Regions from separate parts of the Homo sapiens genome. Here regions 1 and 2 are each linked to region 3. Evidence: chromatin loops called from intact Hi-C (ENCODE). Cell type or tissue: heart left ventricle. All regions are shown on one strand. Each heading gives the region's core, and the rest is flanking DNA. Links, peaks and the distances in the headings are about the cores only. Region 1 has its middle 9.2 kb from the start of CD82. Region 2 overlaps TSPAN18 (tetraspanin 18). Region 3 overlaps TSPAN18 (tetraspanin 18).

What was found. Hi-C counts contacts between places; a loop is a spot of excess contacts. Peaks named below come from ENCODE experiments on the same cell type or tissue, not always from the same donor. Only the 100,000 strongest peaks of a DNase experiment are listed, where the experiment ranks them.
Region 1: a loop joins it to region 3, with 7 times the contacts of the local background. A loop is called at or near these places in 37 of 110 quality-filtered maps.
Region 2: a loop joins it to region 3, with 2.5 times the contacts of the local background. A loop is called at or near these places in 4 of 110 quality-filtered maps.

Annotation. Positions count from the first base shown.
Region 1 is chr11:44,553,563-44,559,455 of GRCh38, reverse strand. No RefSeq gene overlaps it. Among named protein-coding and RNA genes, the nearest start is that of CD82, 9.2 kb to the left of the region's middle. RefSeq lists an enhancer at 1-293 and a silencer at 2,702-2,751. In heart left ventricle, for the core only: a CTCF peak has its summit at 2,620 (motif pointing left); a DNase peak (open chromatin) is centred at 2,655.
Region 2 is chr11:44,834,449-44,840,976 of GRCh38, reverse strand. All of the region lies in intron 2 of TSPAN18 (tetraspanin 18), which reads right to left. Among named protein-coding and RNA genes, the nearest start is that of TSPAN18-AS1, 100 kb to the right of the region's middle. RefSeq lists an enhancer at 4,329-4,498. In heart left ventricle, for the core only: no CTCF peak of the experiment used is centred there; no DNase peak of the experiment used is centred there.
Region 3 is chr11:44,890,759-44,897,286 of GRCh38, reverse strand. The region is part of intron 3 of TSPAN18 (tetraspanin 18); the gene reads right to left. Among named protein-coding and RNA genes, the nearest start is that of TP53I11, 57 kb to the left of the region's middle. RefSeq lists an enhancer at 3,542-4,113. In heart left ventricle, for the core only: CTCF peaks have their summits at 2,747 and 2,946 (motif pointing right); a DNase peak (open chromatin) is centred at 2,966; H3K27ac peaks cover 670 bases.

The DNA of each region.
Region 1 (5,893 bases), core at 75-5,074, 340 kb after region 3:
ACTCTAAGCCCATTATAGCTGGGTTGTAGCTGAGGACAGGGGCTGAGTTCCCACAGAAGACACTGAGCCATTGATTTGTTCCTGTCTCAGTCATTTCAGAAAGATCAGTGAGGCCCCTGCTCAAATCCTGCCCTGCCGCCTACTACATCTGAAGGTCCAGGGGTTACTCTTCAGGGGGCTTTTAGCCCCTGTACATTGCCATGTTGCCATAGCAACTACGACACTAATAATGGCAGCCACCGTTTTAAAAGTAAGCTGTAAAATAACTAATTTAAATATATTTAACTAATTTGATAACTAGCATTTGCGTAGCACTTTACATATTCTAAAGCTTATTTATATTTATCTTACAACTGTGGCACTTGGGTAAGTCTTTGAAACTATTAAATCATGTCCCCCCCTCCCCAAATTCCCTGTTCTACCCGTTTATTTTTCTTTTTAGGCATCAGCTTAAACCCATGGTAGGGTTATATACATCCCAATATATGTCATTTGTTTATAATAGATATGTATGTACTATTTTATTAGCCATTTTGCATAATATGAACTATGCACAAAGACAAATATTTTATTTTATTTATTATTATTATTATTATTATTATTTTTGAGACAGATTCTCACTCTGTCGCCCAGGCTGGAGTGCAGTGGTACAATCTTGGCTCATTGCAACCTCTGCCTCCTGGGTTGGAGCAATTCTCCTGCCTCAGCCTCCCAAGTAACTGGGATTACAGGTGTGTTTCACTCACGCCCAGCTAATTTTTTTGTATTTTTAGTAGAGACGGGGTTTCACCATGCTGGCCAGGCTGGTCTTGAATTCCTGACCTCAGGCAATCCACCCACCTCGGCCTCCCATAATGCTGGGATCACAGGTGTGAGTCACTGCGCCTGGCCAAAAAACAAAAATTTTAAATGATAATTATTTAAAATATTGTATATATATATCTATAAAATAAACAGAAAGCAGTCCTATTATTTTCTCCTTGAACCCCAGCGGATCACATTGGAGACCATCGGCCACGCCTTTAGGGAGGGATTTTTGGAAGAGCAAAGCAGAAGAAAGGGGACTACTCTGGGCAGCGCTTTTTCAGTCTCCAGATAGAAGCACACCTTGGAGCTGTTGCAGGTTCCTTTCCCAACCACCACACTGAAGCGAATATTGCAATAAAGTGAGACACACAAATTTTTTTGGTTTCCTAATGCATGTAAAAGTTATGTTTACCCTCCACCATAGTCTATTAAGTATGCAATAGCATGTCTAAAAAATGTGCATACCTTACTTAAAAACTGTTGATCCTGGCCAGGTGTGGAGGCTCATGCCTGTAATCCCAGCACTTTGGGAGGCCGAGGTGGATGGATTACCTGAGGTGTGGAGTATGAGACTAGCCTGGCCAACATGATGAAACTCTGTCTCTACTAAAAATACAAAAATTAGCTGGGTATGGTGGCGGGCGCCTGTAATCCCAACTACTCAGGAGGCTGAGGCACGAGAATTGGTTGAACCCAGGAGATAGAGGTTGCAGTGAACCGAGATCACACCACTGCACTCTGGGAAACAGGGCGAGAGATTCAGTCTCAAAAAAAAAAAAAATTGATCCAAAATTCTGACAAAAAGTGAGTGCATACTGTTGGAAAAATGGCACGGACAAATTTGCTCAGTTCAGTTGCCACAAACCTTCAATTTGTAAAAAACACGTTATCTGTAAAGCGTAATAAAAAGCAATGTATGCCTGCACTCATAAGCCCCTGAGATGGATGAGGAGGTGCTGCAGAAAGGGGAACTCTCACAGCTGTTCTTCGGTGGAGCTGCACTATATCAGTGGGGAGATCTTTCCCTGAATCAGGCCTGAGATCTAAAAGAACACACCTGTGGCCCAAGAAGCTGATGGTGTAGACGTTCTCTCCCTTATACAGTTGAGAAGGCCAAGGCTTAGTTGAGTTGAAAAAGTTTTGAATTTGTGGCCAGCATTTAAAAATTGGGGAATTTTATGTTGATTTTTAGATGTATAGGGATAGGGACATCTGAGCCTCCTGCTGTGCCTTCCAACGGGGCCACAGCGGATGGACCTGAGTTGTGGCTGACCTCTTTATTTGCGACATATGACCTCCAGCTGGCTACAGTCCCCACTGTGCCTATGGCTCATCTAGCCTGCTTCCCTCATTTTTGTGACCTGCCTGGTTCCCATGGGGAACTGAGTTTGCAATCCGGGGAGCAATACTGGCTGAATTCATGTTCATATTGAGAGCATTCTGAGTAGCTGGCAGGGCCACACAGACCTTAGCGGGAAGACAGGGACACCACTTTCCAGGATGATCCCTGTGAAAACTGCCATGTTTGCACTGCCCTCCTCTGTGAGACATGGTTTAGCTCAAGTCCTTGCTCTGGTAACTTTCCAACATGTGACTTTGGGCACATGTGACCTTCACCTCTCTGGGTTTGTTTCCTCACTGCTTACGCTGCAGGCAATGCACATACAATATTTGCTACTTTAGGGCTATGAGATGCACTAGTTAGTTGTGTCCAAGTCATTCCTTTTACCAACAGAAATGAAGAGAAAGAGGAGAAAAAAATAAATAAAACCAAAAACCTCATCACTCTTTTCTCCAAAATGAGCATTTATCGCCCTCTGGTGTCCACCACAGCGCTCAGTGCAGCCAATTAAGAGCGGCTTGAAGGCCGGGCGCAATGGCTCATGCCTGTAACCCCAGCATTTTGCGAGGTTGAGGCGGGCAGATCACCTGAGGTCAGGAGTTCAAGACCAGCCTGGGCAACATGGTGAAACCCTGTCTGTACTAAAAATACAAAAATTAGCCGGGTGTGGTGGCATGAGCCTGTAATCCCAGCTACTCGGGAGGCTGAGGCAGGAGAATTGCTTGAACCCAGGAGGTGGAGGTTGCAGTGAGCCGAGATCACCCCACTGCGCTCCAGCCCAAGAGACAGAGCAAAACTCCGTCTCAAAAAAAAAAAAAAAAAAAAATCAGCTGGCACGGTGCCTCACGCCCATAATCACAATCCCAGCACTTCGGGAGGCTGAGGAGGGCAGATCACCTGAAGTCAGGAGTTCAAGACCAGCCTGGCCAACATGGTGAAACGCCGTCCTTAGTGAAAATACAAAAATTAGCTTGGCGTGGTCATAGGTGCCTGTAATCTCAGCTACTTGGGAGGCTGAGGCAGGAGAATCGCTTGAATCTTGCAGACAGAGGTTTCAGTGAGCCGAGATCATACCACTGCACTCCAGCCTGGGTGACAGAGTGAGACTCTGTCTCAGAAAAAAAAAAAAAAAAAAAGTTGGGGGCTTGGAGATGAAAGACTTGGAGGCAGGGGAATAGGGGCTGCCCCATTCCTCATGGTCTCAGTTTAATCCCCCTGGCTGCAGGGCCAGGTGAGGGCAGACATGGAATTAGGTCTCTACGCCAAGTTTCAACTGCAGACACCCACCCAGCTCAGATAAGGACACTTTTGAGGCGTGGGATTTACAAGCCAATGAGACAGCTGGCCTAAAGTCACCGCATTTAATAATCATGATGAAATAACATTAAACACAGTAGGTATTAGTTATAAGCATGGCAAGTGAAATCTAGTTGTTTTTGCAGAAAAATTTTATTTAATGGCTCTTGCAAAGTCCCCTGAATTGTTGAGCATGGGGCTGGGGTTGGCTGGAGAGTCACAGCTTCTGTGAGGTTATACTGCAGTAACAAAGAACTCCCCAAATCTCATTGATTTATATCAACAAAGGCCCTATTCCCCACTTATGTTACATGGCCGCTAAAGATTGCTGTGGGTCACGTGAGACTCTGCTTCATGTGTCTTTGTTATTCCCAGATCCAAGATGGAAAATCCGTCCCTATTTAGGGTCTTCTCATGGGACAGAAAAGAAGAAGCAGTGGTCAAGCCGCTTGGTGGCTCTCAAAGCTCCTGCTTAGATGTGGTATCTGTCATTCTGCCTACATGCCATTTGTTAAGGCAAGTTATGAAGCTGAGCTCCATATCATGGGCAGAGAAGTGTCCTCCCAGAGGGAGTTGTTGCCAGTCACATGACAATGGGCGGGGCTGTCTAATCTTACAGGGATGGGAAGGGACTCATTGGAGAAAAGGAAAACCCATACCAGTTCCTCTAGCACTGATAGCTGGATTCTGGGGAGCAGAGCTACCAGGTACATCAGTTACAAAGACACTGAATGCCACAAATCATGCTTCATAGTAGCTCTCATTCAACTGTATTTCACTTCTGCATTTCACAAATTATTTATTGAGTGCCTCCTGTGTCCTGGATGATATTCTAGCACTGAGGATATAGCAGTCAATGCCTTTGCCCTCTTGAATATATATTTGGATACCTATTATATATAATATTTATAACATATTATATATAACTTATATGTAAATAAAAATATGTACATATTTGCCATCATGATTTGAAAAAATATTTACCCAAAATTTACTTTTAGTGTGTTCAAGTAGCTGTAACAAAATACTTTAGACTGGGCAATTTATTAACAGTAGAAATTTATTTCTCATGGTTCTGGAGTGTGGGAAGTCCAAGACTGAGGTACCAGCAGATTGGCATCTGGTGAGGGCCCACTCTTTGCTTCCAAGATGGCACCTTCTAGCTACATCCTCACATGACTGAAAGGGCTAACAAGCTCCTTGGGCCTCTTTTAAAAGGGTGCTGCTCCCATGCACAGAGGTGAAACCTTCATGACCAAATTATCTCCCAAAAGCCCTATCTCTTAATACCATTGCATTGGGGAGTAGGTTTCAACATATGAATTTCAGGGGACACAAACATTCAGACCATAGCACTGACTCATGAACAGAAAGCCTGCTCTAATGATTTCACACAAAAATGGAGGCTAGACCATTTGGGCTGTGGGTGGATACTGCAAGAAGACACGTGACTCTAAGTTGTATCTCAGTAGTTCTTCCGGGAGGTCTGCATCCAATGTTCACGGTGTAGTGTGTAACCACCACTATAGGCTCATTCTCTTTTCTCTTTTTTTTTTTTTTTTTTGAGACAGTCTCACTCTGTTGCCCAGGCTAGAGTGCAATGACACAATCTTGACTCACTGCAACCTCCACCTCTGGGGTTCAAGCTATTCTCCTGCCTCAGCCTCCTGAGTAGCTGGGATTACAGGTACCCATCACCACACCCGGCTAATTTTTGTATTTTTAGTAGAGACGGGGTTTCACCATGTTGGCCAGGCTGGTCTCAAACTCCTGACCTCAAGTGATCCGCCTGCCTCGGCCTTCCAAAATGCTGGGGTTACAGGCGTGAGCCACTGTGCCTGGCCTACCATAGGCTCATTCTCATTATTAGGTGTAACTGTTGCCTAAGAAAGAGGAAGAGCCTGTGGAGGAAGCAGATGAGCCAGGAGACCTGGGAAATTTAAGCACTCATAGAAATATTCAGCAATGAAAGAAATGCACTCGTGAGCCTCCATTTGGCCCTTGTGTGACTCTGCATACTGTGCATATTTTTTTCATGAATAAGAAAGTAAAGAATGGTTATAAAAGTGTTGTTGGTTCTGGAATACACCACCACATTTCCTGAGCACAACAGGTGTTTTCTAAAAACCTAGAGAAACAGATTAAGTGGTAGACAAAAAACCATCATCCACCAAAGAGTTCCTAAGCCGGCAGACACACAAACCCACTAATGACTCCATTGAGGGTTGGGTAATTAGGCGATTGGTGTTTCAGATGCTCTCTATTATGCAGAAGTCCTCAGTGGATTGTAATACTGTGTATGTTTGTATGATATTGGATAAATCGATTGGGATGTTTGGATAGGTTAGTATTATGTCCTAAATGCTTATGTCCCCTCTAATATTCACATATTAAAACTCTAACCTTTAGTGTGGCTGTTTTTGGAGATGGGGCCTCTAAGGAAGGAAC
Region 2 (6,528 bases), core at 793-5,792, 56 kb after region 3:
CTGTGATGATACCAGGCTCTTTGCATCCTTGTGTCATTTAATTCTCACTGCGCCCTTGGAGACAAGGAGGAAACTGAGGCTAAGAATAGTACAGTTGTACCCATGGTCATATAGCAGTAACCAGGAGCCCTGAGCTTGGAGGATGATGGCCCCGTGCCACCTGCTGGCTATGGAAAACAGGGATGTGATTCAATCTCTCTAGATGGTGCTTTTCTGTCTGCAAAGTGAGGTTAAGGTTTCCTGCCTGAAATGCAAGCTGTGTCATGATCAAGCAGGATAATGAACGTGGTGTGTTTTGCGCACCATCAAGCAGCATGCCGCTGCGTTTCTGTTGAAACAGAAACAGAGTCTGGGGCTTGCTTTGCCCATGGGAATCTGTGCCTCACCTCTCTGGGAGGCAGCCTGGGGCTGGAATCCTGCTCCATCCCAGCTGTGAGCTGGGCACCCTCAGACACTGATGCTACTTCACTGCTTTGAACTTCAGTTTTCTCATTTCCAAAATGAGAAGAATAATTACCTCACCTTAGGGCTATTAGGAGTATTAAGCAAGATCACCTGCCAAAACAGCTTTATCCTTTACAAAGTGCTGTGAAAATGTTGCTTCCTCTTTTGATGTCTTATGACATCTAGTTATTATATCAACTCTCCCCAATGAGGGAGAGAGGCCAGCGGAAATGGGCAAAGACCCTCAAGGCTGCCTCCCCCACTCCCTGGCTGGTGAAAACAGGCCAGGCACTGTGCCATGCCCTCGCCAAACAGTCTCCTTAAGTGCTCAGCAGTTGGTCATGCATGATCAGCCCCTTTTCATAGATTCACAAACTGAGCCCTCAAACAACATTGCTCAAGGTTCCCTGGCCTCAGGAGTTTTCTCTCTGTGGAGGACTTGGCCGAGGCAGCACATTGGTTTTGCGCAGAGCAAAGCCCAGGTTGACTTAGGATGATGCTCACTCCTGACGTAGCCATGAGTTCTGGGGAGGTCCTTGGCCATGGGTCCCATCACAATCCTGTGAGGGACTGAGGACAGCCACCCACCCTGGGTGTGGCATCTAGGATTATTTCTGCAGAACAAGCCATGTGCTTGGGAGGACTGGGCCCCAGGAGAGCCATCCTGGGGAGCACCGGGGAATCAACAAGTCACGCTCACCTCTGCCTCCCTAGGCCTACAGCCACTGGCCTTCTCTGTCCTCTGGTTGCCCCCTGGTCCCTAAATGGGCCCTGAGCTTCTGCCCCACAACACTTACCTCCCTCCCCGCTTGCATGCTCAGTTCAGTGATGGTGCCTGTCTTAACTCCAGGAAGCAATTAGCCAAGATTAGAGGGGCAGAGAGAAGGCAGGTGGTGGTGGTGTTGGAGCAGTTGGTAGAGGAACCCCTGGGGCAGACAGGGGGAGGGCAGGAGAGACAGAGGTGGGCTAGATAAGAGGGAAAGAATGGCAGAGGAGTTTGCATCCCGAGAAGCTGTTGCAGGTGGGACAGAGGAAGACAGGAGGATATACTTTCTTTCCTTGTGGGAAGGAAAGTGATGAATGCAGAGATCCAAGGAAAAGGGAAAAGAGCCCGAGGGAGAAGCTCATTAGGGAAAAACAGACAGACACATGCTCATTTATTTGGCCTAATCCCAGGAGTGTCTGAGAAATGGTTTCTCTTTTTGCAGGAGGCAAGGGAGACAGCCTGAGCAGACAGAGGACAGACTGGGGAGCCGGGGGGCCCAGAGTCCAAGCCCCTGACCCCTTCCACTGCATCAAGGTGAAATGAACAGAAACGTATTTGCATGTCCACCAAAATGTTCAGAGAGATGTACAGTCTGAAAACTGTAGGGTAAACAGTCGGGTTGGAAACTCAGGCAGGAGCTGATGCTATAGGCTTGAGACAGAATTCCTTGTTTTGTGGGAAACCCCCATTTTTGCTCTTCCTGCCTTCCAACGGATTGGATAAGGCCCTCCTACATACCTAAAGTCAACTGACTGTAGATGTTAGCCACATTGACAAAAGACCTCTCTAGCAATACCTAGATGAGGATTTGATTAAATAGCTGGGTACTCTAGGTAGTCAAGTTGACACATAAAATTAAATGATCACACCACCTAAAAGGGTCTCCTTTGGCTGCTGCAATGAATGACCACAAAGTTAGTGGCTAAAAACAACACAAATGTATTATTTTGTTAATTATTCTAGAAGTCCTTTTAAATGGTACACAGTGTCTGCAGAGTCACGTTCCTTTTGGAGGCTCCAGGGGAGAAACTTTTCCTTGCCTTTTCTAGATTCTAGAGGTTGCCATCTTCCTTGACTCATGGGTCTTTCCTTCTTCAGAGCCAGCAGCGGCCAGTCCAGTCTTTCACAGGTGGCGTCACTCCCACACTCCTCTTCTGAAGTCAAACTTCCCTTTGCCGCTTGTAAGGACCCGTGTGATTTGATTGGCTGCACCTTGACATTCCAGGACAACCTCCCCACCTCAAAAACATTAACTCAATCACATCTACAAAGTTCCTTTAGCCATGTGATATGGTTTGGCTGTGTCCCCACCCAAATCTCATCTTGAATTTTAGCTCCCATAATTCCCATGTGTCATGGGAGGAACCGGGTGGGAGATAATTGAATCATGGGGGTGGGTCTTTCCCGTGCTGTTCTCATTATAGTGATTAAGTCTCATGAGATCTGATTTATAAAGGGGAGTTCCTTTACACAAGCTCCCTTGCCTGCTGCCATGTAAGACATGCCTTGCTTTCCCTTTGCCTTCTGCCATGATTGTGAGGCCTCCCCAGCCATGTGGAACTGTGAGTCAATTAAACTTCTTTCCTCTATAAATTACCCAGTCTCGGGCATATCTTTATTAGCAGCTTGAGAATAGACTAATATGCCATGTAAGAAAATGTATTTACAGGTTCCAGCGATTGGGACATGGACATCTTTGTAAGGGATGTGGGGGCATTATTCTTGTACCCCACCACCCAAATCTCATCAATATTTGGGTGGATACAAGCATATCTCAGTGATATTCAGGTTCAGTTCTAGCTCATCCCAATAAAGCAAATATCACAATAAAATGAGTCACACAAATTTTGTGGTTTCCCACTGAAAGTAAAAGTTATGTGTACACCATACTGTTATTAAGTGTGCAATAGCATTGTTTAAAAAAAATGTAAATACCTTAACTTAAAAACACTTCATTGCTAAAAAATGCTAAATATCGTCTGAGCCTTCAGCAAGTAGTAATGTTTTTGCTGGTGGATGGTCTTGCCTCCATGTTGATGGCTGCTGACTGATCAGGGCAGTGGTTGCTGAAGGTCATAATGGCTGTGGCAATTTCTGAAAATAAGATGGTGAAGTTTGCCACACCGATCAACTCTGGTTTTCACAAAAGATTTCTCTGTAGCATATCATGCTGTTTGATAGGATTTCACCCACAGTAAAACTCCTTTCAAAATTGGAGTCCATCCTTTGAAACCCTGCCACTGCTTTAGCAACTAAGTTCATGTAATATTCTAAATCCTCTGTTGTTATTTTAACAATGTTTAAAGCAACTTTACCAGGAGTAGTTTCCATCTCTTTGCTTATCCATAGGAAGTAACTCCTCATCCACTAAGGCTTTATCATGAGATTGCGGCAATTCAGTCACAGCCTCAGCCTCCATTTCTAATTCTAGGTCCCTTGCCATTTCTACCACATCTGCAGTTACTTCCTCCACTGAAGTGAACTCCCCGAAGTCACTCATAAGGGTTGAGAATCAACTTCTTCTAAACTCCTGTTCATGTTGCTGTTTTGACTTCCTCTCAAGAATCATGAATGTTTTTAATGGCATCTGGAATGGTGAATCCTTTCCAGTAAGTTTTCAATATACTTTGCCCAGATCCATCAGAGGAATCACTATCTATGGCTGCTATAGCCTTACAAAATCTATTTCTTAAATAAGAAGACTTGAAAGTTGAAATGACTTCTTGATCCATGGGCTGCAGAATAGATGTGTCTTAGCAGGCAGGAAAACAACATGAATCTCCCTGTACATCTCCATCAGAGCTCTTGGATGACCACGTGCACTGTCAATGAGTAGTCATATTTTGAAAAGGAATCTTTTTTTCTGAGCAGTGGGTCTCAATAATGGGCTTAAAATATTCAGTAAACCATGCTGTAAACAGACGTGCTGTCATCCAGGCTTTGTTCTTCCATTTACAGAGCACAAGCAGAGTGGATTTAGCCTCATTCTTAAGGGTCTTAGAATTTTCAAAATGGTAAATGAGCACTGGCATCAGCTTAATGTTACCAATTGCATTAGCCCCTAACAAGAGTGTCAGCCTGTCCTTTGAAGCCTTGAAGCCAGACATTGACTTCTCTCTAGCTATGAAAGTCCTAGATGGTATCTTCTTCCAGTAGAAGGCTGTTTCATCTACATTGAAAATCTGTTGTTTTGTATCGCCGCCACCTGCATCCATGATCTTAGCTAGATCTTCTAGATAACTTGCTGCAGCTTCTCCATCAGCACTTCCTGCCTCACCGTGGGCTTTTATGTTATGGAAACAGCTTCTTTCCTTAAACCTCATGAACCAGCCTTGGCTAGCTCCCAATTTTCTTCTGCAGCTTCCTCACCTCTCTCAGCCTTCACAGAATTGAAGAGAGTTAGGACCTTTCTCTGGATTAGGCTTTGGCTTACGAGAATTTTGTGGCTGGTTTAATCTTCTATCCAGACAACTAAAACTTTCTCCATATCAGCATCTGTGTGTTCACTGGAGTAGCACTTTTAATTTCCTTCAAGAACTTGGCATTCACAACTTAGTTAACTAGTGCAAGAAGCCTAGCTTTCGGCCTGTCTCATTTTTCAGCATGCCTTCCTTATGAAGTTTAATCATTTCTAGCTTTTGATTTAAAATGAGAGATATGCGACTCCTCCTTTCACTTGAGCACTTAGAGGCCCTTGTAGGGTTATTCATTGGCCTCATTTCAATATTGTTATGTAGTTGGAAATAGGAAGGCCCAAGGAGAGGGAGAGAGACAGGGGAATGGCCGGTGGGTTCAGCAGTCAGAACACATATAGCATTTATTAATTAAATCCACCATCATATAAGGGTGCAGCTTGTGATGTCCCCAAACAATTACAACAGTAACATCAAAGATCAGTGATCACAGATCACAACAACAGACATATTAATAATGAAAAGTTTGAACATTACCAAAATGCAACAGAGATAGGAAGTGAGCACATGCTGTTGGAAAAATGGTGCTGATAGATTTGCTCTATGCACAGTTGCCACAAAGCTTCCATTTGCAAAAATAAACAAAAACACAATAAACTGAAGTGCAATAAAACCAGGTATGCCTGTAACATTTTGCTACCACCGCCCCCTATCCCCCCGCCCCCCACAGTAAAATACAATGTGTTTGTGAGAAGAGACAAGTTGGGGAGGGGCTTGATCCAAGCTGGGTTGCAGATCGCTGTCTCAGCAAAATCAGGTCTGGTCCAGTAATGCCTCACCCAAGCCTTCCTCCTTCCCTGGGAGCAGTCCAAACTCTCAGGGAAGGCAGGAGAAGGATTCTCAGGAAATACGAAGAAGATCTCAGCTTGAAATTCCAAAGAACTATGTATGACATTAGGAGATCTAAGCCTGTCTGAGAAGGGACTTACTAACTCCAGTCCCTATATGGATATGCTGTGCCTCTGCAGGTTCATGTCCTAACCTTTCTGTGATTCTCATTTGCATGAATTGTCCAGTGACTGACCCAGGACCATGTACTGAACACTCGCTGTATGCTAGGCTGGGGGCTGCCCATACTCCAGCAGTGCTGTCGGGGACCCTCCCCACGGCCCCCTTTTCTGTGTGTTTCTTCCTTAGAGGCCTGCCCAAGCCATTCTCATGGGAGGATGACCTTTGAGCTGCCGGAGCCCCCTGCTCCCGTGTGCAGGCAGCCAGAGGTGCCCGGAAGATTCCATCCCTCCCCCACCCTCAGGGTGGCCCTTAGCCAATGTCTGAGGGTGTGGAGGATGAAAGCTCAGTTCTCTCCTCTCAAGTTAACAGAAACTTACAGGTTTCCCTGTGGGATCAGCAAGAGCAGCCCTCTGCAGGGCCTAACCTCGCCCCCTTGCTTTCCTCCCCTTCCCTGTCCTGTTCCCTCAACCCCCTTAGGCTTCTTCTGGGAAATCATCCTTAATATATCTTCTGTTCACAAATGCTTGCCTTGGTGTCTACTTCTAGGGCATCTGACAACCATGCAAATATTATCCCATTTAACAACAGTGCTTTGAGGTGAGTGTTGTGATTATTCTCATTTTTCAGATAAAGACATCGAGGTCAGAGAAGTTTAGCAACATGACCAGGTTACAGCTGAGCAGGATCTGAACCCACATCAGCCTGGTGCTGAGCCTGCCTGCCTAACCCCCTCTCTCTATGACTTCCCCAACTCCCTAGAGAAGTGAGAAAATGGAAGAAAGGGTGCTGGGGAAATGCATTTAGCAAAGGACAATGGTGAAAACTCCTTGTGAGGCCTTGGGTTTCATCAAAGTGGAAAAAAAAATAGATTCATCATTTGCCAACTTCACAACC
Region 3 (6,528 bases), core at 655-5,654:
GAAAGTGTTTCTTGGCTTTGCATAAGGATTTGTGAGAAGGTTCCTTCAGAGGGCCAGCTCCCAGCAGTGGAAATGAGGGTTCGATTTCAGAAGTCAAAACAGGCCCATATGGAGACTCCTGTTCTATCACTCCTGCGGGGAATTCCACAGCCAGCTCCTGCTCAAACTTTGGGTTAGAGGACAGTCCCAGGAAGACCTGGGACCTGGGGAAGCCTGGGCTGTGGGGGTGTTCCTAGGGAAGGAAGGGAGAGATATCCATGTCTATCCAAAATCCCTCCAAGTACGAGCCTGCCTGGGGTCAGTGAAGGGGTGGTGGGTGAAAGATTCCTCCCCATTTACCCATCCCTCCCTTCCTCCCTCAACCCACCCACTCACCCACCTACCATCCACTCAGTAGACGTACACTGAGTTGCTACTATGTGCCAGGGGCTGTGCCAGAGAGTGTGAGGTGCAAATAAGCATGGGCACACAAGTGAGTGGTGGTAGTGGTGGTGGTGGTGGTGGCAGCGTGGAGGAGACAAGGAGGCAGATAACAGCAGGGCTGGGGAACCCACAGTGGGGAGGACTAACTCCACCGGCATAACTCTGGGCAGAGGGGAGAGGAACTGTGGGGAAGGGGATGGTGAAGGCTAGTCTTGGGGGAGTGCAGAGGTAGAGATGGGAAGATGGAAAGGCAGGAGAAGAGGCCTCCCTCCTGAGACATGGCCACAGCCCCGGGAGCTGGCACCCCTATTTGGCCTAAACATACCTATGTGACAGGCCCTTCAACTGCCTGCCCCATCTGTGTGCACCAGCTTCAGGTACTCCGTGCACTTGGGGTACAGTGCTGGCATGCGTGAGCCCATGAAATGCTCAGAACAACCCTATGAAGTAGGTATCACACCATCATCCCCACAGTACAATGGGGAAACTGAGTCCAATGGGAAAAGAGAGAGAATTGACTTGTCCAACATCACACTGTTGGTAAGTGATGGGGCTGGAATCCAAACTCAGGGGTCAGAGTCAAAAGTGGCGTTTACAGAAAGTGCTTTCTCTTCCTGTGTGATCACAATGAATCCTCACAATAGCCCACGAGGCAGGCTACCACAGGTTCACTGGGGTCAGTGAAGGGGTGGTGGGTGAAAGATTCCTCCCCATTTACCCATCCCTCCCTTCCTCCCTCAATCCACCCAGTCAGCCATCTACCATCCACTGAGTAGATGTACATTGAGTTGCTACTATGTGCCGGGGAAGTGCCAGGGAGTGCAAGGTGCAAATAACCATGGGCACACAGGTGAGTGGTTTTTACAGAATGAAATTGAGGCTTGGAGATGCCAGTGACAAGGCCAAGCATCCTCGGGAGATTTCAAGCTGTTTCCAGCTTTGTAGTTCAGGGCCTGCACCCCATGCCCAGCCCCAGGGCTCAGGGAAACAAGGACGGGGTGATGGGTTTCCTGCCGCTTCTCTTCTCCTGCTGCATCCCAGTCCTGGTCCCCTGTATCACCATTCCCTGCCTCATCTCCGTCTGGACACTGAGGCTGATATGAGAAACATGGATGACATAGGCCAACCCAGAGACAAGGAGGAGATGCTGAACTCTGGGGAATGTCTGGCGGTTGCCTGCCTCCTCCCCACCAGGGAGCTCCAGCCCCTTTGAATGCTGTACCCTGGCTGGGAATGGGCTCACCCCTTGTGGTGTCCCAACTTCCCTGAACTAACTTCATTTCCCTTTTTTTCTTTGTCCTCTGTGAGCCCCCATCCTATTGACTGGCTCATTTGTCCTGGAAGAGGACAGCCCAGTGACACCTGCCATGCTCACCCCATCACTGATGCTTCTGCAGAGGCTGGGTTGGTTTCTGCCTTGGCCAGCTCCCTGGAGACCTTGGGAAAGTCACCCCCCTCTCCAAGGTGCTAGGTTCTCCTTGGAAAACTGTGATGATGAATTTGGAAGCCAAAGGTGGTTGTAAGAATTCACAGTACCATGGGAGCTATTATTATCAGCAGCATCAGATATTGGAAATAAGTGGATGCCCAGCCCACATTCACCAGTTATGAATGGAGCAGGGTATAGGGGAGAACCATGGACACATGGCTTGGGTAGCGTGGATACAAACATCTTTCCCCTAAACAGACCCAAATTCTAACAAATTGCCACAATTTTGTGGTAACTGAGCCTAATAACTACTAGGATTGAGGTTTTACCATGTACCAGACTCCACTATACCTTTCTCCTACCTGTCCTCTTATTTAATCCTTACCTAGGAGGTGGGTATTATTATTATCCCATTTTACAGATGAGGAAACTGAAGCGTGGGCAGGGTAACTAACTCGTCTGAGTTCATTTACCTGGTTAGCAAAACATGGCTATGATTTAGCCCCAAGTCAGCTGGACCCCAAACCAGAGCTCCTGATACGACACCTATCCGTGGGGTGTGGCACCAGAGACAGGAAGCGCCGTGCCCCAGTCTGCAAAGTCTCCAGCCCAGTGCTGCTCTTCCCTGAACCAGGCAGCGAGGCACAGAGGCCCAGGAAGTTGGCTAAACTTCTTCCCTGAGCCAGCTGGAGGCCCTTGGGGATGGCCCAGGCCGGCCATCCCTTGACAGATGGGAGCCCTGAGGCCCAGAAAGGCACAGAGATGGGACCGAGGTCACGCAGTGCCTCGGGGCTTTCCTCGGCGGACCCCTGCCCGGGCCAGACAGCTTTATTAATCTCGCCCCTCCTGTCGCCCAGATGGCGGCTCAGCCCCATCTGCACGGAGCAGGGGCCCAGGAGGGGCTCTCTGATTAAGAAGAACAGCTCAGTTCATAAATCACTCCTTTTACTTTCACTCCCCCCCGCCCCCAGGCATGCTTTCTAGAGAGAAGGAAAGGAGGCGGCCGGACAAGAGAGATGGAGAAGCCCCCAGTGGAGGAAGGTTTGGGCTGGTGCAGAGCCGAGAAAGGGCTTGCACGTGCCCTGGCCAGGAGAGGGCGCTGTGGCCAAGGGCAGAGCCTCAGAGGACCGTGTGTTCCCCTGCAACTGCGTTCCCACCAGTGGGGGATCTGCCTGTGCCAGCCATAAGCCTGAGCCAGACGCCTCACCTCCAGAGCCTCACCTCCGCATCTGGGAGGTGGGGATGTTCAGAACTAACTTCTAGGATCCTTTCCAGGAGGATGCAAGGGGATGATGAGGGTGAAAGGACTTGACAGGCTGCACACCCCGTTCCCTCCTTCCTGCGCTCCCGGCACCAACAGCGCCAGCCCTGGGCTTGGTCCAAGGCATAGGGACCAAGGGCTGCCCTTCCTCAAGGACTCACTCAAGTCTAGTGAGACTCAATCACCGCAGTCCCTACTTGGAGAGAAGTGTTAATGGCCACATTAACCCAGTGTCCTGGGCTTGCCAGGCAAGATACAGAAACGAAACCCTGACTGCCAGGGTGAGGCTGGGGTCGGGAGAGCCTAGAATCAGGGAGGCCATGTGGGGAGGACTGGGACAGGGTCAGCATTTACTAAGGCCTGATATTAACGCAAGGCAATGTATTATGGGCGTTCACTTAAAATGATCTCACTTGATCCTCCAAAAAGCTCTACAAAGTAGACGATATTATCATCATTCCCTTTTAGGGATGAGGAAACTAAAGCTTCATGGGGCTAGAAAGGTCCCAGAGCTGGGAAGAGATGGAGCTGGGATTTGTAGCCAGGTTTTGCTGGACTGCAAACCCACATCTTTTCCTTGGTCAGGACGCCGGCCCGAGGCCTAGAAGACTAACAATGATTCTTGCCATCAGGTTCAAGGCTGATGGGGAGGACTTATTTGCTCACTGGCTGTGCCTGCTGGGCCTCATCCCAAGACAGACGGTCTCATAAACAAGCAATTGGCCTGAGATCCTGGCGTGCCTGGTGCTGGCACCAACATGGGGACATGGTCACAGCTGAGCGGGGGATAAAATCTAATTAGGCTCCTGAGGGGCGGGTGCCTTAAGGATTAACCAGGAGCACAGCCTGCTGTGGATGCAATTGGATCCTAAATGACAGCCTCCCCTGCCCCCGCCGGCTCATGGAGCTGTGAATGTCAAGGTGGCACAGAGCATCTGCAGGCTCTGGGAAGGACCCCTCTCTAGTCTGTGAGTTGAGCCAGGATGGGCACCCTGTCCCTGCCACCAGCCCTTTCCTCTGTCCCATGTAGAACACCCACAGGGCCATCAGAGAATCGTCAAAGAAGGAAGCATCTTAGTGAAGGTTGTCTCCAACTCCTCATTTCACACTGCGGGAGCTGAGGCCCAGAGAGGGACGGGCTCTTGCCCAGAGTCACACAGCACAGCTAGAACGAGGACCTCCTGACATGAAGCCCGCTGCTCTTCCCACCAATTGAGGCAGCCTCCCAGGACTTATTACACCTGCACGTAGGTAACTCCTGAAAGTGCTTTATACACTTTATGTCATCAGACCCTCTCAACTACCCTGCGAGGTGAGCAGTCATGTTTTACAGATGAGGAAACTGCGGCTCACTAGCCTGAAGTCACACAGTAGGTTGGAGGACCTGCTGGGACAAAATAAGGTTCCTGGCTCTTCTGCCCTGGCTGTCTTCCAGAGGACTCTGAGCCCCCAATCCCCAGGGTCACCCTCAAACAATCCATGCCTCCCATCCCCCATAGACCGGGGCTGGACTTAAGCCACAGAAGGTGCCAGTCCCAGACACAGGTCGGAGGTCCCTCTGCCTGTCTTAGGCACTAGACATTGTACTGAGACCACCTGTTTGCAAAGGCCTCTGCGGACAAAGCTCTTTGCCCTCTTTCAGGGACTGTTACTTTGCCACTTTGTCAGAAGGCAAGGCAACCTGGGAAACCCACGCAGTTTGAAATTGGGGGGAGCACAGAAGCACGGAGGTCACTCCATTAGGAAGAGTGTTTGGCCTGAGGACACTAGCGTCCACCTCCAACAGCCAAGTGTAGTTGAAGCAGGCCAAGCAACCAAGTCCAGGGGCCTGGGAGGAATGGCGCGGGTCAGAGTGAAGCCACCCTCTCTGCTCAGGATGCCTACCTACACCCTGTCATGTGAGCCCAGCAGAGCCCTGCAGGAAAGGTGCCTGGCAGCCAAACTGGTGATCTGGGGAAAGGCAGGTACCAGGAGGAGAGAAGCAGACATCCAGGTGTGGCAGGGAAACCCCAGTTCTGGGAGATGGTATAAGCACCAGGGGATAGGAAGGAAGGTTGACTCAGCCTGCTGTGGGGAGAGCAGACAGCCCCGCAGCCTCCCACAGCCTTGGGGAAGGGGCTGTAGGCACAAGGGGGCAGGTGGCCTGGCTGCTTCCCTGGGGTTCAGAGAGCATCCACTCAGTGGCCTCCCTGAGTAGTCAAAGAACAAGCTTCCTCCAACCAACCACTATTCTTGTGGTAATTCACACCATAACACTCTTGATTCATTCACTCCTGCCTACGTTCGTGCTTTTGTTCATTTCCCATTTAGTGAGCATCCTTGGCCTTTGCAGGAGCCTCACTGGCCAGAAAGAATGGAAGGAGTGACCCCTAGACCTGAGGTCTGGGGGATCAGCCAGCAGCAGCCTCTGAAGTTCCTCTGGTGATGGATAGCCCTGCTCTGGCTGCTCCAAAGCGTCCCTGTGTCCTAGTCCCTCAGGAACCCCCTATACACACACATGGGCTGACGGCCACAGCAGTCCCACCAATCCTCACCGTGTCCGCTGCCCAGCCTTGCACAAGCCAGAGCTTCTGGCAACACCTGCTCTGGCTCACCTGGACTGAGTCTTGTTTCTTATCCTCCAGGTTGCCTCCCTGAAGGTTTTTGGAAATTTCATGCTAACCAGAGCCTGGGTTTCCACAGCTCTTTCTGTACACCTGGCCTTGAACTAAAGGCATACAGGTCCTTACAAGAATCTAGAGGGTGTGTCCACTCTCCGCTGACCTGTAATTGAACTGGGCTTAGAGATGGTGTGCAACCTACCTCACATCATTCAGTCAGGCTGCAAAAGCCATCTGGCCTGACTCCAAAGCCCAGCACCTAGCCCCTTAGCAAGGATCTCTCCCATCCACCCCCACCCTTCGGCAGTCTCGTGAGGCCTCTGGACCCCACCTAAATATAATACATAAGATTAAAAAGGAAACCATTTATATTGAAATAGAGCTATCAGAAACTTTATCTTGGGGGACAGGGTCTCGCCCTGTTGCCCAGGTTGGAATGCAGTGGCATGATCATGGCTCACTGCAGCCTCCAACTTCTGGACTCAAGGAATCCTCCCACCCCAGCCTCTCAAGTAGCTGGAACTCCAGATGCATGCCACTATGCGCAGCTAATTTTTTCCCTTTTTGTAGAGACAGGGTCTCCCTATGACACCCAGACTGGTCTCGAACTCTGGGGCTCAAGCAATCTCCTGCCTTGGTCTCCCAAAGTGCTGGGATTACAGACGTGAGCCACTGTGCACAACCAAAATACTTTTTTAAAAGCAAATTTGGAGTAGAATAATACAAGTGCTTTTTTTAAATAAACATGCAAAACTCAAGATCTAGTGATGGATCTAATAACTATCATCATTTTAAGAAATTCCCAGCAAATTTTT